Linked DNA regions of Mus musculus: region 2 is linked to region 1. Evidence: chromatin loops called from intact Hi-C (ENCODE). Cell type or tissue: gastrocnemius. All regions are shown on one strand. Links, peaks and the distances in the headings refer to the core of each region. The heading gives the core; the rest is flanking DNA.

The links. A loop is a pair of places that touch in the nucleus more often than their neighbours do. Peaks named below come from ENCODE experiments on the same cell type or tissue, not always from the same donor. Only the 100,000 strongest peaks of a DNase experiment are listed, where the experiment ranks them.
Region 2: a loop joins it to region 1, with 1.9 times the contacts of the local background. A loop is called at or near these places in 6 of 42 quality-filtered maps.

What each region holds. Positions count from the first base shown.
Region 1 is chr14:60,901,110-60,908,833 of GRCm38, reverse strand. It overlaps Mipep (mitochondrial intermediate peptidase), which reads right to left. Exons shown (of 19, transcript NM_027436.3): 19 at 5,221-5,466. The coding sequence ends at 5,369. Among named protein-coding and RNA genes, the nearest start is that of Mipep, 120 kb to the right of the region's middle. In gastrocnemius, for the core only: no CTCF peak of the experiment used is centred there; DNase peaks (open chromatin) are centred at 2,263 and 3,499.
Region 2 is chr14:61,081,495-61,089,218 of GRCm38, reverse strand. No RefSeq gene overlaps it. Among named protein-coding and RNA genes, the nearest start is that of Gm41168, 29 kb to the right of the region's middle. In gastrocnemius, for the core only: a CTCF peak has its summit at 3,671 (motif pointing right); a DNase peak (open chromatin) is centred at 3,665.

The DNA of each region.
Region 1 (7,724 bases), core at 879-5,878:
AGAGTCCCCTGGGCCTTTAATGACAGTTTATCCCTGCAGCCCTGGGCAGTACTCCTTTGTCACTGACAACAGAGGGACACACCAATGTCCACAGAACAGGACTCCACCACGGCCAGGTATTATCATACTCATTAGGCCTGTTGTACTCCTAGTCCGGGGCTGGCAGAACGAATCAACTACTTTCCAAAAAAACCTAGACACCTCTGTCCAGATCTCCCAAGGACATTTCCTGGGTGCTCTGCCACCTGGAAGCTTGGTCACAGCCACTCTGGATGAGCTGTGAGAAGGGTAGGCACATGCTCTGGGCTCAAGTGGATGCTGTCAAGGCCTGGGGAACTGCAGCCCCTGGCAGCCACAAGAGCTCTTGTCCCCATACCTGAGTTCTAGGTTCATGAGGAAGAAAAATCATCTTTGTGACTCCTGGCCTCTGTCAAGACACCTGTCATATGACTTCCCTCAGCTATCTCTTGTAACTGCCCCTCATTCCATGCAGGGTTCCCCAAAGAGAAGTCACTGTGTCAAGAGGCATTCAGGAATAAGGCACCCCAGCAGGGCAAGGGTTCTTGAAATGTCCAATTATCAGGATGGCAATCTCCCAGGAATAGTCTAGAGGCCTCAATCTTTACAGGAGAAGCGTAAGCAAGAAGGGCTCCACTTCCCCCTAAAAAGAGTTAATAAGTGATCTGGGGTCAGGAAATTCCACCCAAGATTTGAGCAGCAGCACTCTGCCCACACATTCCCACCAACCATTTGGGACTACTGGTCTCCCTCCCCCACAGTCGTTCCCCATCCCTGATGCTTGCTGTGGGCTTGGGGGAACTGAAGGCTAGCACATGGGAAGTCTTGGGTAAATTCCTCTCTAAGTCCCTCACCATGTTAACAAACACAACTGGACTTTACTGCAGATGAGACATGGTCAGCTCCTAAACTGACTTGAGTTCTGTAGAAAGACACTGGTTCTTAGGAGTGAGTGACAATGTGGGGACATCATTCTCCCACTTACCATCGTTTGACTCTACTTCAGCTCCTCATGGAGTGGAAGGGCACCCATCCGTTCTTCACTTCAGTGCTGCCGTCAATAAATTACACGAGACACTCAAGACCGTATTATAAAATAGCTTCTCTGTTAGATGATGATGAAGTATCCTGAGAGCATTTAAGGTGAGCCAGGCTAAGCGAGAATGCTGGGTAGGTGGTGTACATTAAATGCCATTTCTGCTGAAGCCATTTTAGCTTACATTGGGGATATTGGGGTCTATCCCCATAATAAGTCCAGGGGCATCTGTGTATTAATCATGGGGCTGAGAGCTCAGGAGGGCCTGGGCTTTCAGTGAACCTGTCTGGTGGATTGTCACAGGGAGAGCTCGGGGGGTGGGGGGGTGGGGGGGCAGAAGGAGCAGTAAGACCTTAAGAAGCTGTGCTGGAACCTCAACTCACAAGTTTAGACTGGGGTCTGGCTTCATTCTTTTCCGAGATTTGACAACAATTGAATGCTACCAGCCAGTGACCTATGGAGACTGTATTGTTTGGGGGAATCATCTATCTGACCTCAAATATCTCAGATGACTCAAGAGTTCCAGGAATGCCTGCCATGTAACTGGGAGGTCATTTCAGAGCCTCATATCAATCCTGCTTTCTCTTCTCCCTCTCCTCCTGGCTGCTCCAAGCCACTGTTATGCCCCCCTCCCCCTTCCAGGCATAAACTGGGCAAAGACAATTTGTGCTGCAGATCTGCAATCGTGAGAGCTGCCTCCTTTGCTGTGGGTAAGCAGTTTTCTTTTTATTTGTTGATTTATGAGTTACTTAAAAACCAAACATGTCAAAATTAGATGGGACGCAGAAATAACCTAGTAAGAGACACATTTAAGAAGTGATAAAACATGACAAACTGGATGGGACCCAGGAACAGTGACAGAAGAGCAGGATTTGGCACAGCTCACGCGATGATGCTATGCAGTGATACCCTGGTTTTACCACATTTGGAAAATTTCGAGTTCTGATCTCCACTTGAAAACATTTGGTCCACTTGGCCTGACTTCCAAGCTTAGTGATGGACTCAGACTCCACTCTGGCTTGGGTTTCAGAAGGACACAGTGAATATTCAGGAGTGGGACACTGAAGCGACAGTTTGCCTTCTTTGCTTTCTAGTCAGTAAGAGTGTGGCCCAGAGGCTCCTCCCTCCAGCTTCCTGTCCTGCCTGCCCTCTTCGGCATCCATCTATTTATCCCCTTGGAGAAAATCCAGTTGGCTTTGTCAACTGAAGCTTCTACTGGTGACCATGGAGGCTGCTGAAGGGAAGCCAAAGACTGCTGATTCGGAAGGCTCCCCTCCGATTCATTCTCAGAGGGCAGGAGAGACCTTGCAAAGGTCAGGCATGTCTCACAAGGTCTCCTGCACACCTTCTGCTCCATTTCCCAGACTTTGAAACAGCTGAGAAGAAATGAACACTCAAGAGAAGAGATTCTTCTTTAAAGTCAAGGTTTAAGTGTAGATGGCCCCAGTTTAAAAGTGGTTCATCTTAAGATGGTGCAATTTCATGGTGCCACATAATATGATTTTGAAACGGACTGTGGGATTAAACGTTTGAACCCTTTCTCAAACTAGACATGATCCATCCAACCTGCTTTTGACACTGGCAGAAACTGTGGGTCCAAGCCAGGTATAGAAAATGCTTCATCAATTAGACAAGCACACAGAAATATCATCTGTCACCAAACATTACCTTTTCAGACCTGTCACCTAAGGAGCAGGAGAAAATGAGTGTCTTACAGAGTCAGGAAGAAGACTCAGAGGAGAGCTCTGTCAGGCAGAGTGATCTTGATTATCAGTGAGGCCTAGGCAATGGTGGCATACTGGACAAGCTGCTAACAGGAAGCACATGATCTCGACCCCTCACTGGTTGGTTCTTTCTGGAGTCACTCTCCCACAGTTCATCTATCGACACAGAAATGGGCTGTCTGGTTACCACCCACTATCAGCTGACAGGGCCTGGGGTCACTGAGAGGCAAGTCTCTCACATATTTGTTGTTGTTCTTTTCTAATTTTAATTGAATCACTGCTAATCCATTTTTAAAACTCTTAAAACCATATTTTAATACCTAATTTGTGTGTGTGTATGTGTGTGTGTGTGTGTGTAGTGGGGCACTATCAGGGACTTCCCTCCAGAATAAGACAGTGACGGTCATTCCTCTACAGGTCCAAATTGAAACAGAAAGAAACCTAAACTAAAACACATCCCACACAGAGGAAAAAGGATAAAATCACATTCTTAGGGTGTTGGTGCTTTTCCTAGTCTTTGATGTGTGACTTTCAAAAAAATTAATACCCTAGGTCATTAAAATATACATTTCCCTTTGGCTTTATTTATTTTTTTAATAAAAATTAATTGTCCACACATATACACCTGAAGGACTCACCATCAGTTGCCTGACTCATTTGCTGGCATAGACAGGCTAATCCTAGTCCGGGATCATCTCACTCCATGGGGTTGCTGCATGCATCCATCTGGAGTCCTTCATCGTGATTTTTCAGTCACGGCGGTTATAGCATCCCGGTGTGGAGATGGTAGTCATCGATTCCCAGTTGAGCCCCTATAGCTATGGGGTGAGGGATGACTATCTGGAGGTACCAATATATGGTTTGTGGGATGGACAGTTCTGGAAACTGCAAAGACCAAAGCATCGAGAAAGTAAAGCGATGGGCCCCAAGAACCAAGTGGAGTAGGGGAAGGGGCATTTTATGGGACCCCAGGACCTTCCCTTTTCCTAAATCCCTTCCCTTCCCTCCCATTGGTCCTCCCAGCCTCCTCCCTCGGACAGGCTCTTTTGTCCTGTGGTTAGTTGCTAGCTGTAGCAGTTGCCAAGTGCTCCAGGAACCAGAAGCAGGCCCCTTAAAGGGGCTCTCCCCAATCTGCCTAAATTCCCCTGACTATCCCACACTTCTGTTAAAACCAAGACTGATAAAGACACAGAGACTTGGCACCCTGGGGACACTATAGAGCCTGTCACACACCTCTTCTGATGGCCCTGAGGCTGGCTGGCTGGCTGATGACTCCCAGGACATTTCCCAGAACAGAGCTGGCATGTGTGAGTACAAGCCTACAAGGATCTGATCTTATGTTATCCAATCAGATAAGGAGAATAAACAGGGTGGGATGTGGCTCCACGTCTGCCAGGGCGCTGGAACTGCAGCCCATTCAGTCACCAGCAGCGCCCAACCCTACTCCTCCTGCTTTGATTGCTCTTGGCAGACTCTAAACAGGCTCCCAGGAGCTTCCCGGGGTTAGTGTGGAGAGAGCCTTGGATTGGGAGGCTCAGAAAGACAACCCTACACCATCCTGGTTGTGGGAAGCTCACCTCAGTGGGCCAACCGCTCTTCTGCATGAATCCAGAGTCGGATGTGCACATGGCGGGTGAGATGGGTCAGTAGTTCACGAAGGGGCCCAGCACAGCAGGTCACTGAGGAGATCTCTGGGCCTCATGAGCTTATAGGACACTCCTAGAGTATGAGGACGCTGAGTGTGTCCCAGACTGGGAGACCCTCCCCTCTGTTGTGGCTGGTCACATAGCAGGAGGCAGGAAGAGGGCGCTACCAGATACCACTTTGGAGTGAGAAGTTGTAATTCTTGACTTTAATGGCAGGAAAACCACCTAAGTCCATGCAATGATTCCTTTCCTCATGCTAACAACATGTAGCAACTCCAGAGCTGCCAATGGAAAGCAGTGGCTTCTGGGAAATGACAAACAAGGCTTGAACCTGTTTCCTTATGTACTCATGTCTTGACCCTCGTATGTCTCACTAACATTATCTTCACAGTCAAGACAGCAAAGCCTGCGTTCAAATCCTCCCTGCTCTGCACCCGTCTGTGTAGAGTCTAAAACACCCTGGAAAGACTGTTTATATCAGTAGCAATACTTGGGATTGGATTCTCGGTTACTGTAGCTGACTATCCAAGAGACTAGGATAGAGGTCTTAAGAAATGTTAGTGTTCCTTTAAAAGATAGGTGTGATCTTTTAAAGAACTCTTCAGATTGTCCTAACTTGCAACAATTTAGCATTCCGTGGAGTTTCTAATGCATTCAATTAAGAGATCAACAGAATGGCTGCAGTCTGGACACAGCCCCTGGTGGCACAGGGAAGGGTGGTACTCTATAATTAGAAACTTCTGTGGTTCACAGATCCACTAAAAATCCTTAAAATTGCCAAGCAGGTGAGACACGGTGTAATTAAAACATTACTATTTATTCTGAGTCCTGTCAATTTAAGGCTTGTCAGAAAATGTCTCCTCAGTGATCGCTGAAGCTGGAGCGAGCTTTCCTAGCTGGAGGGTCTGGTGACAAGGTTCTTATCCACGGGAGCCATGCTGCTGCTATTTAGAATCCAGGAAGAACGTTTCAAAGTCCAGATTCATGTCAGACACGAGGGCATCCACAAAGTCATCGATGGAAGGACACTTCTGCAGCATGCCTGTAACCAGAGCATCAAGACACTCACGTTAGCACCCTGAGACACCAGGGGCAGGACAAAGGGTCACCTTCACACTGGGGGACACTGACTTCTAAACCAGAGGTTGCCTCTACAGTCCCACCATGAGAGGACAATTCATTAAAGTCACAGGGAGTCCATGACCTGAGCTGTTCGTGACTTTAAAGCATTACACTCTTTAAGCAGCACCTGGCTGAGTAACTTAGGCCCAAATGCATTTCCCAAGAATTCTGTTCCTGTAGATATTACTGTCCCTTGGAATTACCAGATTGAATTTTTGAGTTATTGTTGACCAGGATAATTTAATTTTGAGTAGGTTGAATTGTAAGCACATTCTATACACTTCAACCCCACTGAGGTGTTAATTCTTGTAGAAGTCTTGTATCTGGGTCCCTCCAGACATCTCTCATCATCAGAAGGGAAGACAACTCAGACCCATAGAAATTCTGACGGTCCCAAGAGGGTACCCAAAAGATGCCCCACAAATAAGACACACTGATGGATTCTCCGTCTGTGAAATTCAGAATGGGTCTGGAGAGAAAGGAAGTCGTACAGGTGCCGTAGCAGTAGCCTTGGCAACAGGGTCTGAGGAAACATTCTAGAGTGACGGTTCTCTTCTCTAACTGGATAGCAATTCAGATTATACTAGTGTTAAATCAATTCAATAGAACCTGACAGATGCCTAAAAATTTTTACCATTACCCAATACCAAATGGCCAGCCTTGTTAACATTATACAGATCGAACGGGTTATATTTAGAAATATATGCATATGCATATATGTATGTAACAACAGTGGAAAAAAAAGAGGCCATGGATTTGTAAGAGAGCAAGGAGAGTATATGGAAAGGTTTGGAGGGAGGAAAGGAAGGGGGTGTGATGTAATTATAATCTTTAAAAAAATAAAAAGAAACAATTAAACAAATTACTAAAAGAACACTTAGTTTGAAACTTGTGCCTTTTAGAGGAGAAGCGCAATACTGGAAACCTACAAAAGCGTCTGTTGTATACTAATTTGTCCAGGATACAGGGTGAGGCTGGAAGAGGTCTCAGGAGGACAATTTAAGGCTCTGAAGTAGAGCAGCAGGGGACCAGAAAGGGAACCCAACTGGGCACAGGAGGAACAAGACCGTATGGACAACCACGGGCCAATGTGAGCGGCAAAGAACAGTCACTGGGTAATGTCTGAGGTGGCTGCAGTCAGCAGTGAGAAGAGACCTGGGATTGCAGGGATGGTTCACGGTCTACAGACAGGAACGAAGTCATTCCACATGCGCTTAAAAACTGCTCCCAACATACAGAGTCTACTAACTAGGCTGGTGCGGCCGAGAGCAATAACAGTATTTTCATTTTGAGCTTCAGATTAAATAAAGTGTTTCTATTCTTTCCGGTTCAGATTTTAATAGCCCCATCTTGAGAAAACAGGGACAGAAAATTACACCATGATGCCTTTAGTTGTACAACTTGAAGCACCATTTTCTTCTCTACAGTAAAACAACTCTCACGGATGAAAGCAGCTACTGTGCTTGTCCAGCTGTGCGGTCAGTGCGAGCATCCTGGTCTCAGGCCACTGCAGTAGCATCTTCTGCACTGCCCCTCCAGATGCAGGCAGGTACCATAAGCATGTACATCTGATTGGACAGCAGGGCAGGGCCCTCCCTGGGTTCCAGGTTTCTTGAAGCAGAGCCCGTATGTTGGAAAATCTTTAAGCATCGTTTTCAATCAATTATTACACAATTTTCTTTTAATATCCGAAACATTTCTATAATTACATGGCTGCTTGTTTTAAATTAAATGGCTGTAACCATCAGAGGGTAAAACCATTTACTCAGAGCCAACCTACACAGGTAAGTGTGACCATCCTGTGTCTTTGAAGTGGTTCACTTCAACTCTATAACCTGCCAGCATAAGTGTGACCTGGCTGCATCCTCGGAATAGAGCTACTCAATATACACCCTGTGCCAACTGCCCGCCCCATACCATTCGTGCACCTCAAATGGTGACTGTGGCAATGAGAGAGAGAGAGAGAGAGACAGAGAGAGAGAGAGACAGAGATCTTGGTTTTTCCTCAAAAAAATCTTGTGGAGCTAAATGGTTTGGTGATTTTTGTCTGTCATGTGACTGTTGAAGATGAAAGTGCAGGAAGTAAGAGCCCGGGACTTGGAGGATCAGGCAGAGTAGCCTCTGGGTACACAGCAGTGCCAATCAAAGGACCAAAGAGAACTACCCAAGTGTGTTACA
Region 2 (7,724 bases), core at 1,552-6,551, 180 kb before region 1:
GTGACTCCCTACTGAGAAGGGCTAGAAAACAGCAGCTTCCTCACCCATGGCAGGAAAGAGCCAGGAGCTTGGAGAAATAACGGCTCCACGGCTGAAGCAGAGACTATGCTCCTGCAACATCCTGTCATCTTAGAACAACGTGGAATTACAATGAACTTAAAGGCTAGCCTGGACTATATAGAGAGAGCCTGAATAATAACAACAACAATAATAATGATGTCGTAATAATAAAAACATAACAGAAAGTTTCAAGCCTTTACCAATGATCAGGTAGGTTTCACACTGATTTTCTTGATGCTATTATATAGCCATAGTGTGGTTGGTGTCCCTGGCTAGTGGACTAGCCGTAGACCTGAAGAGAGCAAGAGAAATGTGCACTCTGAGCATCATCTTGACCAATGAGATGAACCCCCACTTTCATTAAGTTGCTTGAAAATTTTGTATGAAAAATTATATTGCTTTGAGTTTGGAAGAAAGTGGTCTTACAGTTAAACGATTACAGATGACTGCCTTGTTCCTCCTTAATAAAGGCATTAAAACCACAGTCATAGCATCCAATGCACCACGGGCTGCAATGATTCCTGAAGCTTGTTTTTGTCTTTTAAATTATAAACACGGAAAGTCAAACGTTTATAATCAAAGACTTAGATTCTGATATCACAAGTTACAAAGCACAAACCGGGGCCTTTGTCATGGAATACTGTAGCAAATAAGGCCAGAGCAGAGCGGGAGGCGAGCATCTCTGGGGGCTGTGTTGTGCTGGATATCATCAGATGCCAAGTGTGCTCTTGCAGGCAGAACTCCACCAGGTGTCCTCCACCACCAGGGAAGCTGCACGATCCTCAGGGGTTTGTGGGAAAGGCCCATGTGGTACTGCGGCTGATGCCTACAGCCTGAGAGCCCACTGCTGGAACAAAGCAACCGCTCAGCCTGCCCTGTCCCATCTTCACAGTCGGTAGAACGCATTTCTGGAAGCCAACCAGATCCAAACCCAGAGAAGAAAGGAATGCCATTTTTTAAAACATCAAAAATGAAAAGAGCAGCCAAGTATTCATAAGATAAGGAATGTGTTCTTGAAGGGAAAACATGCCAGGTGGAACTAACTATATTCCACTGACTGGCCGCAGACTCAAGTAGCCAGATATAACCCCAGGAAAAAGATATATGCTTTCTTTACAGGTTGCTGACAGATCATCCAAATTCCCCATCTCATTTCTTATGCAAGTGTATCAGTCAGCTGGCTGCAGGCTCACTTTTTCTTGATCACAGCCACTATTCAGAATGTCCATATTTTGGAAAAAAAACAGTTGGAATTATTTTGCATGGCCTTCCTCAAGTTTTTCGTTCACTTAAAAACGTTTAGGATTTTATTTGATCATGGAGTTCCCAATTGGCCAGAAAAATAAAATGTTAATTTTCAGAGAAAATAGATCCCATGTATTTCCTTACCATGTGTGTCAGAAAACAATTAAGATTTTCAGCCTCATTGCACCTCTCATATTTGTTGTAAGGGATCTGGAAATACTGTCAGCTTTCATACCAAAATCTTTATTTACAAAGACATGCCTTCCTCGAGGCAGAATTGCGGTGGACCCAAAGTCACATTCCGGAAGGAAGCGGTATCTGCCATGGCTAGCTCACTTCACAATAGCCGTCCTCAGTATCCATTGGCACATCTGATTCATAGGTAGATCTGAAAAACATCTTGCTAGGCGTGTATGGTACCACGAAGCACAGAAGGTGTCTTTCTTTCTCTGGGGAGCTTCCAGGGCACAGCCTGGCACTGGCTTCTTTGAAGCCCTTGCTATCTGCCCAGGTTTCACTTTAAAATGGCAAGCAGGGGGTTGTCATTTCCCAGTGAAGATGATGTTCTACATCCAAAATGTGTGTAGACCAGTGCCTAACAGTCTCAGCTTCTGTGCAGAGTACAGTTAAGGTGACCATGGCAAAAGACAGGACACTCTCTCTCCCTGGTCCTCATGTTAAGACACTCTGCCTGTATTCAGGAAGATGAGAACAATGTAAACACACAGGAATTTGAGTCTGGGGAAATAATTTTGTTAGAAAAAAAAATAAGGAAAGAACAGAAGTTTGGTTTAAAAGAATGAGGACCCAAGATCCTAGGCTCCTTTTGAGCAGCTCTGCTCTGTTCTGTGCCTGCCAAGGAGAATGGGACACAATGGCCTATATGGTTTTAAGAGTTTCTTGAGGACTGAAGAGATGGCTCAGAGTTCAGTTTCCAGCAACCATCTGTAACGGGACCCAATGCCCCCTTCTGGTGTGTTTGAAGATACCTACAATGTACTCATATACATAAAATAAACAAATCTTATAAATAAATAAGTCTCTTGAATCCATTTCCATGATGAACAACTTGAAAGGATGTTCTCAAGCTTGGCACTGGGGTTTCTAGTACAGAGTCTAAGCCTTGTATGGGGAGAATGATCACTCCAAGTGCCATGACATCATCTAAGCTGGGTACATATACACTTGAATGTATCATATGCTATTTAAGGTAAACATAAAATATTGATTCCTTTGGCTTTTCAAACATCTTTGGTCTTATTTATCTTCCTTTCTCCCTATCCTCCTGTATTGACCTCTTCAGCAGCTAAAACCCCCTCCTTTTCATTTCCCCATTTATAATATGGCAATTTTTAAAAGGTGCTTCCGTCCCATCATATTTACTTATAAGACATTTCTTGAGGACCACCGGGTGTAGCTCGGTTGGTGGAGTGACTGCCTGGCACATTCAGAGCCCTATATTTGGTCCTCAGCATCCTATAAACAAATCGTGGGCACACATGCTTTTGACCCTAGCACTTAAGATGCGGACACAGGAAGTTCATAAGTTCAAAATCATGCTCTGCTACACGGTGGGTTCAAGGTCATTGTGGGATACATGAGACCTTGTCTCAAAAACGAGCAAACAAGCAAGCAGGAAAAGGAGGAAGGCTGTGCTCTGTTGATATGTGTAGTCCCCAGCCGGGGTCTCTAGCCGTAGAACATCAAAGGGTGGACATTGGTTGAATCTCTGTGGATTTTACTTTCTGATTATTATCGTCATTGTTATTTATGTGTCTGTGGTGCTAGCGATGGAACTCAGAGCCTGGCGCAGACCCCAGCAGTGCTCTACCTCTGAGCTATGGTCTCATCTCAGCCTCCTGGGGACTTAGCTCAGACTTTTCATCGTTTCAGGAAAAACAAGGGTTTCAGTATACACTCTGAAACTTCACCCAGAAAAACCCTTTCAAAGACCCTGAGTTGAGCACAGTATTTTTGGATTGTCCCAGAAGTTACTATGTCAAGAAAAACCTAGAACAGTTCCCTGCTACACACCAACAAACGCATGAATAGTGCACCTGCCACTTACCAGGAAGCATCCTGTTTTGTAGATTCTAAATAGGCGCTTCTCCAAGCCACTGAAAGCAAGGTTCCCTTTCCTATTGATCTCTACCTGGGTGACCTCACGATGCTGGGACAGTTTCAGAAAGAAAACCTGTACAGGTTAGCAGGCACTGCAGAAAACACGCTAGCAAGGGATAGCGAAGAGCCAGGTGTTGCTGACCAACCACAACACCAACAGCAGGGATTTCCATCTCCCTGGATCTTGCTTGCCAGTGTCCCATGGCCTTCCCTTTGGTGAGAGCTGGGAGCACAATTCTTTGCCAGCAGGTGGTGCAAAAAGCATACCACAGGATATGATCCCAAGACCAACAACCAGGACTTCTGATGTGGCTGCCCCTGCTACCCTGAGGTCACTGCTTCCAGAAGCACAGATGGCTGACCTCTGCAGTCAATACCGATGGGTGCCACTTTCAGCATGGATCCCCTTTTCTGTACACCTTACTCCTTTCCAGTTTAATGTATTTGGTTAACAGCTAATCCATTTTGACAATCTCAGATTTGCTATTTGCTGGCCCTGTCTCCCTCCCTCTGTTCTTAAAGTTTGCTCCACAAGTGCCCCTATATCCTTAGACATTCCCAAGGGGGAAAGGCAGTCAGTGACTTGAGTCCCTGAACGCCACTCCCCTCTTCTCCATTTGGTAGGTTCAGGATTCAGTCGGGGCCTCCGAATTTGCTGGGTCTGTATGCTAGGCTTCGATATCCCACCTTGCCTTCTGTCCTTGTTTCTAGAGATGAAATCATAGCCGTTTAGATACAAGTTACTACTGCTGCTATTGCTTGGAGATACTAGACCATGGAATGGGTCCTGGGTGAAGGTTCAGGGTGAACATCAAGACACACTTTTTTCTGAAGGTAATGACAAGTCTGAGCTAAACACACACGGGTCTGGGGTGGTAATACAGCTTAGCAACAAAGCCGTAGAGCTCACTGTTAATAAAACTTTGCCTAGAATTTTGAACAGCTTCAGAACTGTGTGATTTTTCTGTGTGACCTCAGACAAATTTCCCAACACTGTATACCACAGTGTATTTCCTTGTTGATTGTAATTGTACATACACTGTTTTGTTTTAACACCCAATGGGCAAGGGTATGGGGGAAGTTGAATGGATTGTAACCACCAGAGAAAATGGGATACATTAGACACAGATTTCATTTTCTTTACTATGGCAGGCTCACTGCCAAGGGTGTCCACAAACTTGACTAAGAGATCTGCTAAGTGGTAGAGTTGGAGTTTTAATGCAAAATTTCTGTCCCTTGATGCCTTCTTATATCCTGTTTTGTAAGTGAGAATTTGGTTCTAGGTTACAGGCTCCAGGGTTCCGAACATGGAGAACCCAGAGGCTGAAGGCCGGGTGTGGGCCTCCTTAGCTGCTAAGAATGCTTCTGTGACATAGGAGAGGCTGAGAAAGGACTACCTCATGATACATGACAACTTTAAAAAAATGAAAGATCCATGCTTAAAGGATGTGTGTGTGTGTGTGTGTGTGTGTGTGTGTGTGTGTGTGTGTGTAAAAGAGTCTCTTACTTACAACTGTGCATAACTGGGTGAACATAGGATTAGATGTAACTCATCTACCCTGTGTGCTATTATACAGTTTTAAGTCAACTTGATACAAGCTAAAGGCATTTTCTTAATTAGTGATAGACTGGAGAGAGCCCAGTCCATTGTGGGTCATGCCACCCTTGGGCTGATGGTCCTAGGTTCTGCAAGAAAGCAGGATGAATAAGCCATAGGGACCTTCCTTTGTTGATTAACAGCGATGTGGAAGTATAAGCCAAATAAATCCTTTCCTCCACGAGTTGCTTTGGTCATGGTATTTCATCACAGCAAGAGTAACTCTGCGTTCCAATACCTTCCTGGCAAATTGATCAACCCATCCCCTTTGCTTCCTCTGTTCCCTCCTCACAAATACTCAGTCATTTCAGGAGCCCTTCTGAGGAACAAAGGTCTCCTTGACCCAGTCTCTTGGATTACTCAATTCTCAAATGAACTTCTACTCTTCTTAGCAATAGCTCGGGCTCCTTCCTGTTTTTATCAGTTGCCTATGCAAAGCTGATTCATCTCCCAAAGTTATTCCTTCAACCAGTTGTGACCAAATACAGAATTTATTGCCAACTGATGGGGGCTGGCTTCAGGATCCTTGGGTGGAAACCAAAGGCTTAGGAGGTTCAGATCCTTACATAAAATGATGTGATATTTGCTTAGAAGTCACACATCCTGAGATGACTCCAAACATCTAATAAATTGTACATGCTTGGGAAATAATTTTAATGCTGTTCTGTTTAGGGACTAATGGAAAAAAATCTGCAGGCTTTTCATGCAAACAGTATTGAAAAAACAAACAAACTACTAACAAAAGTTTCTATCTCAACTGGAATCCAATTGGAATCTAAGGTTGTAGAGGGCCACGCAAGGTGTGTGTGGATATTAAAGTCATTATAGAATGAATAAATTGTTTATATGTAGTGCTACAAACTTGCTTAAATTTTTTTCTTAGGTTTTTGTTTTATTTTGTTTTGCAGGCTTTGTTTGTTTATTTTGATTTTAGAAAGTCACTAGCTGTTTTGGGACTGGCCTCAAACTCATGGCCTTCCTGACTCAGCCTCCTGGGTGCTGGGGTTAGAGTCATGTGTCATCATCTTCCGCCCGAAGAGCATATTTTGTATTAACACACTATCCCATCAGCCAGCATCCCATCTGCTGATGACCTACCTTAGGGAACATTTTGATTATGAGAGAGGATCCAGGAGTTACTCCACAAACAACACGAACACCAATCTCAGCCAGACAGGGATAGTTTATTGAACGCACACTCTAAAACTGACCCATTAGGACTGTAGCTCAGAATTCGGACACTGATTACAGCTGTCATTCTGTCGTCATGGGAATCAATTTTCATCACACTTGAAGCAGTTGTGACATCAGCACTGTTTTGGTTCAGACATCTATTCACAGAAAAGCATGATGGGAAAGTATTTCCTGACTTGATTTCTGACTTGATTTTAATTATTTTAAAATATTTAAGTCTTCTTCTTGATCTTAAAGATCCTGTAGCTTGAGGCTGAGGAGGGATAAAGGGCGAATGAGTCTAAAGATAGTGAAATAATCAGCGACTGAAACCATTTTCCCATCATGCTTTGCGCTGACCATTCTTTGTACCTTTTAAGGGATCCATCTTTTTCTTTGGAAACCCGGGTCTTTCATTTGAAAGATTTTATTGTATAAAACCTTCCACAGGTCAATAAATTTAGAGGAAAATGAGCGTTTGGGCCAAGAAAAACAAAGACAAAACAAAAAGGGAAAATAATCAAGATTTTAGGGCTTTTACTTTTTCTTTTGTAATTGTGTAAAAAAAAATGAGGCAAAGACAAAAAAACGGAAAATTTTTAATGTGAAGACTTTTTATCTTGCAATAATCGTTAGTTTTAGAGGCATTGTTAGTTTAGTGTGTGTGCAGAGTCCACTCCCACATCTTTCCTCAAGTGTCTGCTGTTTTTATCATGAATTTCCCTTTAATCATCTGTAGGTTATTTAAAATAAACTCCTACAACTAAACAGGGGGAAAAAAGAATTCAGGGGCTGAGGCTATGGCTCCAAACAGTCCTCAAGGCCAGCTTACAAAGGAAGAAAACATAACAAACTCATGGGCAGGTGCAGGAAGTGCTGCCCAGTGGTCGGCTCTGACTCAAGCTAATTTGGCTAGCTAGACAGAACAGTTCTAACTGACCTCTATTTATTCTCATTGCACCTAAGTGGAGCTTATGGTTGTTAGATTTGTTAAGATTAACAAACGTCCAAACAAACAGAATATAACAGAGTTTGCAAAAACATGCCAGTGCCTGGTACAGACAGGCAACTGTGTGGTGGGAGAGCGATGGATGTCACTTCCAGTGATGATACACGTGTGCCTCTCTGTAGTCTATTTTCACATTAGGTTTATCAAATGCATGACTTGAGAGCCATCAGAACCTACATTCTCATTTTACATTGCCCACAATACTCAGTAAATAGTATATAATTAGATAATTCCCCCTTCCAGTTTCCTCCTTGCCACTTACTTCATGTCCCCTTCCCTGTTCTCGCTCAAGTTCATGGCCTCTTTTTCTTTAGTTGTTGCACACATATATATTCTTAGATATATAAAACACAGTCTCCTCAGTCTATATATGTTAATTGTATGTATATTGTTGCAGAAATGAACACTTGGTGTCGGAGAAGCAGTTGGGGGGCTTTGCCCGGGTGAAGGCTATCTCTCCCACCCTCAGCATTCTTTAGTTGCCTGTACTTTGTCTCAGGGTGAGGCCATATGAGATTT